Regions from separate parts of the Mus musculus genome. Here all the other regions are linked to region 1. A link is a loop called in an ENCODE intact Hi-C map of the cell type or tissue named here. Cell type or tissue: left cerebral cortex. All regions are shown on one strand.

Region 1 (2,500 bases):
AGTGTGAGTGTGAGTGTGAGGTTCACCATCTGGAGGCCACAGCAGGAGACCTAGCTTGCTTTCTGTTACTGTGATAAAACATTGGCTGAAAGCAACTTGGAGAGGAAAGGGTTTATTTGGCTTTCAAATTACCACCCATTCTTGAAAAAAGATATAGCAAGAACTCAGGCCAGGAACTGAAACAGAAGCCATGGGGAAAGGCTGCTCACTGTCTTGCTCATCGTGGCTTAGCCTGCTTTCTTATACAACCCAGGACCATCTACCATGAGATAGCACCACCCATAATAGGCTGCCCCAAGAAGCTGTCCCATAGAGATGCCCACAGAAAATCTGATAGAGACAGTTCTTCATTTGAGATTCCCTCTTTCCAGTGGACCCAAGTTTATGTCAAGCTGACCAAAACTAACCAGAATAGCATATCTTCCTCTATCATTCTCTGCTGAATTGCTTTTGAGACCGAGTCTCTCACTAAACTGGAAGCTCATTGGTCTAGCCTGGCTCTTCCTCCCAGTTCTGAAGGTACAGCCATATGCAGCCATGCCTGGATTTTTTTTCTTTTTTTTTTTTTTTAAGATTTATTTATTTTAATTATATGTGAGTACACTGTAGCTGTCTTCAGACACTCTAGAAAAGGATGTCAGATTGCATTACAGGTGGTTGTTAGCCACCATGTGGCTGCTGGGAATTGAACTCAGGACCTTTGGAAGAGCAGTGAGTGCTCTAACCACTGAGCCATCTCTCCAGCCCATGCCTGGCTTTTTATGTGAGCTGGGGTTTCAAACTCAGGCCCTCATGCTTGAAGAGTGTTTTATCCATGGAGCCATCCATGTCTCCATTCATCCTTCCATCCATCCACTCAACCACCCTAATAATACTTTTAAAGACACTCTCTCTAAGATATATGTAATGTCTAGTGTCTCATCCCTATAACTTCATAGAAAGCTGAGGCAGAAAAATTTGCTTGAGGGATGAGTTCAGCCTGAGAGGAAGACAAAAGATGCTCTCTAGGACAATCACAGGTTCTGGCAGAGAAGTAATTTCACCACATGAGGGCAGCAGAGCCTCACTAATGAGTGGACGGGAGTTGCCTGCTAACTTCTGAGCACCTGCTGCTGAGAATCTAGAAACTGGCCTTTAATTTTGCTACACTGTAGCAATAAATGCTTTGCTATTTATTGTGCATTTAGTTTTCATGCTTCCCATTCTAAATACAACAAATATCACACAGCAATATTTTAAACAATTCAATAAGAATAATTTAACAGGTCTCTGCATGTTGAAAGTATTTTCCCCGCTGTAGGCTGGTTTGAGGAATGCTGTCCTTGTCTCCGGTTCCAGTGCAGCCGCTCTGCACACAGGCCAGGACTGAAATCAGCTTACAAAACCACACCCATCTTGGGGCACAATAGAGTGCTAGGCTGCCTCTGGAAAATGCCCTGTTTTGCCAGGTTCTGACACCTAGTTAGGCAAATGGGGGTTTTGTTTTCTTCCTTTACTTACTATAGAGGACTTGAAATTGTCTCTGTGGAACATTTTTGTTTGCTTTAAAGAGATTCATTTAATGTTATGTGTATAGCTACTTTGCCTGCGTGTATTTGTATGTCAGAAAAGGGCAGAGGAAGGCACTGGATCCTCTAGAACCGAAGTTGCAGATGATGGCAAGCCTGCTGGGAACTGAGCTTGAATCCTCTCCTTTGTAAGGTCAGCCAGTGCTTTTCACCACTGAGCCAGCTCCCCAGATGTCAAGCACTGAGCCAACTCTCCAGCCTTAACCGAGCTAGTTCTCTGGCCCCGTGGAATGATTTTAATAAACTGTAAAGAGGATGGGTGTAGCTGAAAGGAGTTGCAAGCATGTGGTCCTTGGCATACTTTTAGCTCCATCCAGGAAGACTCTGACATTGTGGCTGTTAGTGTCAGACCTCATGACAGTCTAAGGGTGAAGCTGGTGACCCAAAGATGTGTTGTAAGTCTCCACGAAGCTCCCCACCTGGATGAATTTCAAAGGAGTCCTCAACACAAGTTCAGTTAGAAACTCATTTAACTTCTGAAGAATAAAATACACACAGATAAGACCTCTTTCTCTCTCTGGTGTGTGTGTTGGTGTGTGTGTTTTGCTGCCCCACAGGCTTTTTTGTATGCCTGACTAAGTTCAAGCTCTATAAGTATGAAGTGTTAAAGATTATATGGAATTTTCTGGCAGGTGCCACCAAATCAAATGGAAGATAATTTTATATAAAACAGGGTTTCAGAGCTGTGAGGATGACTCAGTCAGCAAAGTGCTTACAGCTCAGGCATAAGGACATGAGTCCAGTCCCCAGCAGCCACATGAGCATGGTATTGTGCATTTGTCACCTCAGCACTGGGGAGGTGAGAACAGGTAGCTCTCTGGGCAGCCAGCTTAGCCTAGCCATCAAGGTCCGGGTCTCAATGAGAGTGCCTGTCTTAAAAAGAGAGGTGCATGGCTCCTGGGGAATAACAGCTGAGACTGACCTTGTTTTTC
Region 2 (2,500 bases), 850 kb after region 1:
GTGTCCTTTCCTATCACACACAGATGTGCTAGCTCTTCTTCACCCAGACTGTCTTCCAGGGTTTACCTGCATTAGCTCATCCCTGCATGAAGTCATGTTTTAAGCAGAAACAGAGTTCCAACTCTTGTTGTGGGTTCCCTACCACACAAGGAGAGGCAGAGAACTTGGTTACAGAGTTTATACTCTTAGCACATCACCGAACACCACCGGGGCCTCTGGATGGGGAGGACCAGGTGAGGCTGTTTAGAATGATGGAAAGCATGGAGGGGTCGTGAAGGGCAGTTTTGCTTCTACTGGCGATCCGGATTCTAGGTGAGAGTTGCATATCTGCAAAGGCTTACGGTTGTACGGTGTGGCAGGGTAGTTGGGAATGTGTGAACCATGGGCTTGCAAAATGTGGAGGTAGTGTTCTTGAGACACAGTTGGGACAGGAGGAAGGGTTTTCTTTCCTAAGTTGATGATAAATTACTCGACACCCTGCCCCAACACTAATTCTATTGATGAAGGATCTTCTTTGAGAGCAGCGAGCTCTCGAGCTTAATTAACCTTATGTAAATGAGCGTAATTGCATCTCAGTGGCTGTTGTCCGGAAGCACCTGGGGATCCCTTCCCTCAGACGTTTCCAGCACCTAGATGAACTATCCTTTCACGTGGATATTCCACGTGGGCACCGTGTACCGTTGGAGGAAAAATAAGATATGACCTTAGTTGTGGAGGTACTTGTGGTCCCCTGGGAGGCCGACTCATACAGCCAAAGATAACAAGAAAGTAAGTGTCCTCCTAGACTCAGGAACCTGAAGCCCTGTAGAACTCAGAAGTTAGCTGTGCCAGGGACGTGAGGAACCCATTGGCAGAGGAGACAGAGGTGAGAAGCAATTTACTGGTGTCTCAAGGGCATAAAACATCTCTCTACTTAGTCTCTTAGGAAAGGTTTGTCGCAGTGGTGGAGAGCGACAATCTGTCCCACGCAGCTCCCAAAAGGGATGGAGTTCCTCTAGAGAAAGGACGTGGACGGGCATGTTTACATAGCTCCCCAGCTCCGGACCTGTATTCCAGAGGCAGAGTCTTGTAGGGAACGCAGGGAAACAGAGTTGCCAAAGCAAACACCCGGAGAAATCCGGTGTCCACAATCCCCCTTAATCCCGCAAGCACACTTTTCTCTGCTAGAGCGAAGGTGTCTGAGCCGCTTGCGATGGCTGTAATGCCTAAAGTTCGTCGCAAGGTGGCAACATTGTGGCGAGAAATAGACATTAAAAATCCTGGGTTTTTTTTTAAAGCATATTTTCTCTATTAATGTTTCATTTAACTTAATTAGAATCTGGTAAGCTAATTAAAGTAGCTACGAGCCCCGCAATCAGCAATAATTCGTATAATTATTGATAATTACATCCATACCAATCGTTTGGTTATTAACATTTTGGGGGGGAACAAGCCATTTCTAAGTGATGCAGAGCCCAGGAGGGTTTCTGTGTTTTGTAGTTTGTTTTATTTTTTTGCGCGATGGAACTTTCTAGGTCGAATCCACCAACACCTCCAACCCTGAGAGGCTCCCTACCATCTGAGGCTCTCCTTCTGGCTAGCCCAAGGTCCCTGTATACTTTTTTCCACTTTGGGGGAGTTTGGAGGGAAAACGCGAGAATTCAATATTCTCCAGACTCCTTAGTTGGTGTGTAGCCACGGACCTTCGGGCTTAGGTGGCAACTGTCCTGCCCATTTTACAGAAAAGGGTTGTGCATTTAGATGCATTGAGACCACAGAATACTCGAATGCAATCTGCAAGTGTCCTCTCCTGCAGGGGTGCCCTGGGAACACAAGTCACTTCCTAAGTGGGTCTCACTTTCGCGGTGGGTGCAGCCCAGAAGTGAGCAGAGTAACCATGCCCTTTTTACCTCACCCCTACATAAATGATTCCAAGGCCTTGGGGATCCCAGAAAGAGAATAGCAAGAGGGAGCCCTACAGTTTGCCTGGTTGACCCCACCACCCTTACTTCCACACCAGTCTTGTTCTCTCAGTATCCGAGGCTTGAAGGGTCTCAGCCACAGCCCAGGGACTGAGTAGTCTTGGGTTTCACCCGTGCAAGGGGCTCAGCATCTGCTTCTCTTCGCCATCACCCAGACTGTGTCCCAGCTTGCCTGCATCACAAAAGGCCTCCAGTGAAACTCCCCGCCTGAAACTCCAGAGAACTGCAGGACCCGACTTCGACTTCGCTTCCAAGGTCCCCTAGAGAGTGCTTGGGGAGAGCCTGCGGTGCTAGGCTGAGAGCCTGTTCTTGGAGGCGATGGTCCAGGCAGCGGCCTGCAGATGGGCTTTCTTCTTGGAGTGTTTCCCTGAGCCTCAGGGCAGAGACAGTCGAACGACATTTAATGGAGATTGGGAAGTGAGGACCTGGAAAAAATAAAGGGCACATCGCAGGACCTTTGCTAGCCAGAGGAGGACATGAAAGCCAGTCTGGGCTGAAAAATTCGTAAGAGAAAGAGCTTTTTCAGTTCCGTCCTCCAC
Region 3 (2,500 bases), 270 kb after region 1:
ATGGTGGGAAACATGGCAGTGTGCAGGCAGGCATGGTGATGGAGAAGGAGCTGAGAGTTCTACATCTCGATCCGAAGGCAGCAGAAGGAAACCATGTGACTTCAACTAGCTTGAGCTCATATAACCCCAAAGCCTCCCTCCCAGTGACACAACTCCTCCAACGAGGTCACACCTTCTAATAGTGCCACTTCCTATGACCAAGCATTCAAAATGTCTGTGGGAGCCATACCTACTCAAACTATCACACAGCGTCTCACTCTATAGCCCCGGTTAGCCTAGAACTCACTGCTTAGACCAGGCTGACCACCAATTCACAAGGATCCACTTGCCTCCTCCTCTGCTGGGATTAAAGGTGTGTGCCCCTATACCTGGTGGGAGAGAGTACTTTCTTAGGGTGGAAAATTTTAAGTTACTGTCCAGTTTACCAGTTCACACCCCAGTGTTTTCACAGACGTACCCCCAGAGTTGGACGTGAGGATGTTGCCGGTACCCATCCTTCTTTGACCTGCCATACACCTGAGACTCTTGGTTTCCAGCTGGGTTCTGGTCATTTTCAGGCCTCACTGGCACCTCCAGCTCTCCTGGATATTGGACGACTGGAAGAAGGGTGGGAGGGTGGGCCACCAACGGATCCACGGTGTCCCCTTCCTCAGGCCAGGGTGGAGTCTGCCTAGGTTTTATAAAGAAATTGGAGTTGAGATGTTGAGAACACAGAGCTGCTTTCTAGGTCCCAGACAGGGCTGCTCTTCAGATATTCAGTCTCTGTCAGCTTCTGGAACCTTCTGGTTGGAACTGCAATAGGAGGTAACTGGGGTGGTGCCTCCGCAGAGGCACCCTAACAGCCACAGGCTCTCTGGGCAGCATCCTCTATCTAATTCCCAGTAAGTATTTCCCACCTCCTGGGGTTTTGCTCAGAGACACTGGGTTCCTTTCTACATCTGCCCCAGACTTCTGGCTCCCTACCACCGTATGGCCAATGGCGCCACCTACTGGCAAAACCAAAGCCCCAAATTACCTGTTCTTTCCTTGTCTTCCAAACAGTGGGATGGATGGAGTCAGTCCATAGTTCGCCCCAGTTCATCCCAGAGTCTAGCCTTTCCTGCTGCCCCTTCATCCCATCGCTGCTGTTCTCAACTCTCATGGGGACTATACTGCTTCCACAGTCCTTTCTGCTGAAGCCAGGGACCTCAGCATTGCAGTGTGACTCAGCCACCTCTCCCTGTGACCTTCAGTGGCTCCCTCTTGCTCCCTGGGACACCCGGTGTGATCCGGCCACTACCTTCCTCTCTCACAACTGCCAGCCTCTACCTCCTCTCCCTGTCTATCTCTCACGGCCTTGAGAAAGCACAGTGGACCAGAGCCAATCTCATCCTGGTCTTTGTCTAAGTAGGCTTCTCTGTCCCTTGAGGGACTCACCCCTAATTCTTTAGAGTTCTACCAGACATCACCTCCTCCAAGAAATTCTCCAACCCCTATTAGTTTTCTGTGGCAACTCTTCCCCCCACCCCTGTGGCCACTCTTACAAATGACCACAAATCTGATGCTTTGAAGTGAGACCACTGTATACTTTCTCAGCACTGAAGGTCAGAAGTCCAAAGCAGAGGGCTGTGGAGATGCTGCACTTTGTGGCCCTTCCTCACAGCGCTCCTGCCATGTGTTTCTACCACCCCATCTCCCTCTCTCTAGTTCTCTCTCTTTCTTGGAAGACCCATAGTTACATCCAGGGCCACCAAGATGATCTGGGTAACTCCCCACCACACAGTCCCTAATGTAGTCACAGCTGCACGTTCCCTTTGCCTCAGTGAGTACTGCTCAAAGTTCTGGAGAGGAGATCATGGCATCTTGGGAGTGTGTTACACGGCCCACCCCTTCCCCCTTTCCTCCCTCAGATGTGGAGGCCCACTCTTTTGTGACTCCATGGTTCTCTGGTCAAATGCATTCACAGTTACTTGTCTGACTACCCTGCTAGTTACTGCTTGAAACTGTGTGACCCTACCTGACTTCCCTGTGTCCTGGGACCTGGCTGAGTCCTTGCAGTGTAGGCACCATAGGGTGCATGTTTGTTGAGTGAATGAGAGTATGAACAGGAGTCTGGAGGCAAGCGGACTACCTGGATGTGCACAGCATATGCTTCTGTGCTGAAGGATGGTGCAGAAGGCAGGAGGTGCAGAGGGAAAGGGCTGTAACCTTGCTTGGGGCCCTCCCATATGTGCAGGAGGCCGTGTGAAACAGGGTGGGGGGAGGGGACACCCAGCCAGCTGGTGCCACCAGGACTGGAGCTCATAGGCACACTCTGCATACAGCCTCCCTCTGATGGGGCTGTTACCGAGGCAACAGAAGAAGTTGGTTGCCCAGCAACAATGCCCTGCTTCCCCCAATCCCTCTTATGGCTATTTCTTTCCCCTGGGAGGCTTGTACCCTCTCTAGATTGTGTTCCTGTTTAACAAAAATGGATGCCCTCTGTCCAAACTCCAAGTGCAGGAGACGAAAGGGCAATTTC

What was found. A loop is a pair of places that touch in the nucleus more often than their neighbours do. Peaks named below come from ENCODE experiments on the same cell type or tissue, not always from the same donor. Only the 100,000 strongest peaks of a DNase experiment are listed, where the experiment ranks them.
Region 2: a loop joins it to region 1, with 4 times the contacts of the local background. A loop is called at or near these places in 6 of 42 quality-filtered maps.
Region 3: a loop joins it to region 1, with 6 times the contacts of the local background. A loop is called at or near these places in 41 of 42 quality-filtered maps.

Annotation. Positions count from the first base shown.
Region 1 is chr9:62,286,102-62,288,601 of GRCm38, forward strand. No RefSeq gene overlaps it. Among named protein-coding and RNA genes, the nearest start is that of Spesp1, 5.2 kb to the left of the region's middle. In left cerebral cortex, a CTCF peak has its summit at 1,047 (motif pointing right); a DNase peak (open chromatin) is centred at 1,052; H3K27ac peaks cover 240 bases.
Region 2 is chr9:63,134,833-63,137,332 of GRCm38, forward strand. No RefSeq gene overlaps it. Among named protein-coding and RNA genes, the nearest start is that of Gm25064, 2.8 kb to the left of the region's middle. In left cerebral cortex, a CTCF peak has its summit at 1,212; a DNase peak (open chromatin) is centred at 1,206; H3K4me3 peaks cover 579 bases.
Region 3 is chr9:62,552,525-62,555,024 of GRCm38, forward strand. No RefSeq gene overlaps it. Among named protein-coding and RNA genes, the nearest start is that of Gm39352, 12 kb to the left of the region's middle. In left cerebral cortex, a CTCF peak has its summit at 995 (motif pointing left); DNase peaks (open chromatin) are centred at 981 and 2,326; H3K27ac peaks cover 1,481 bases.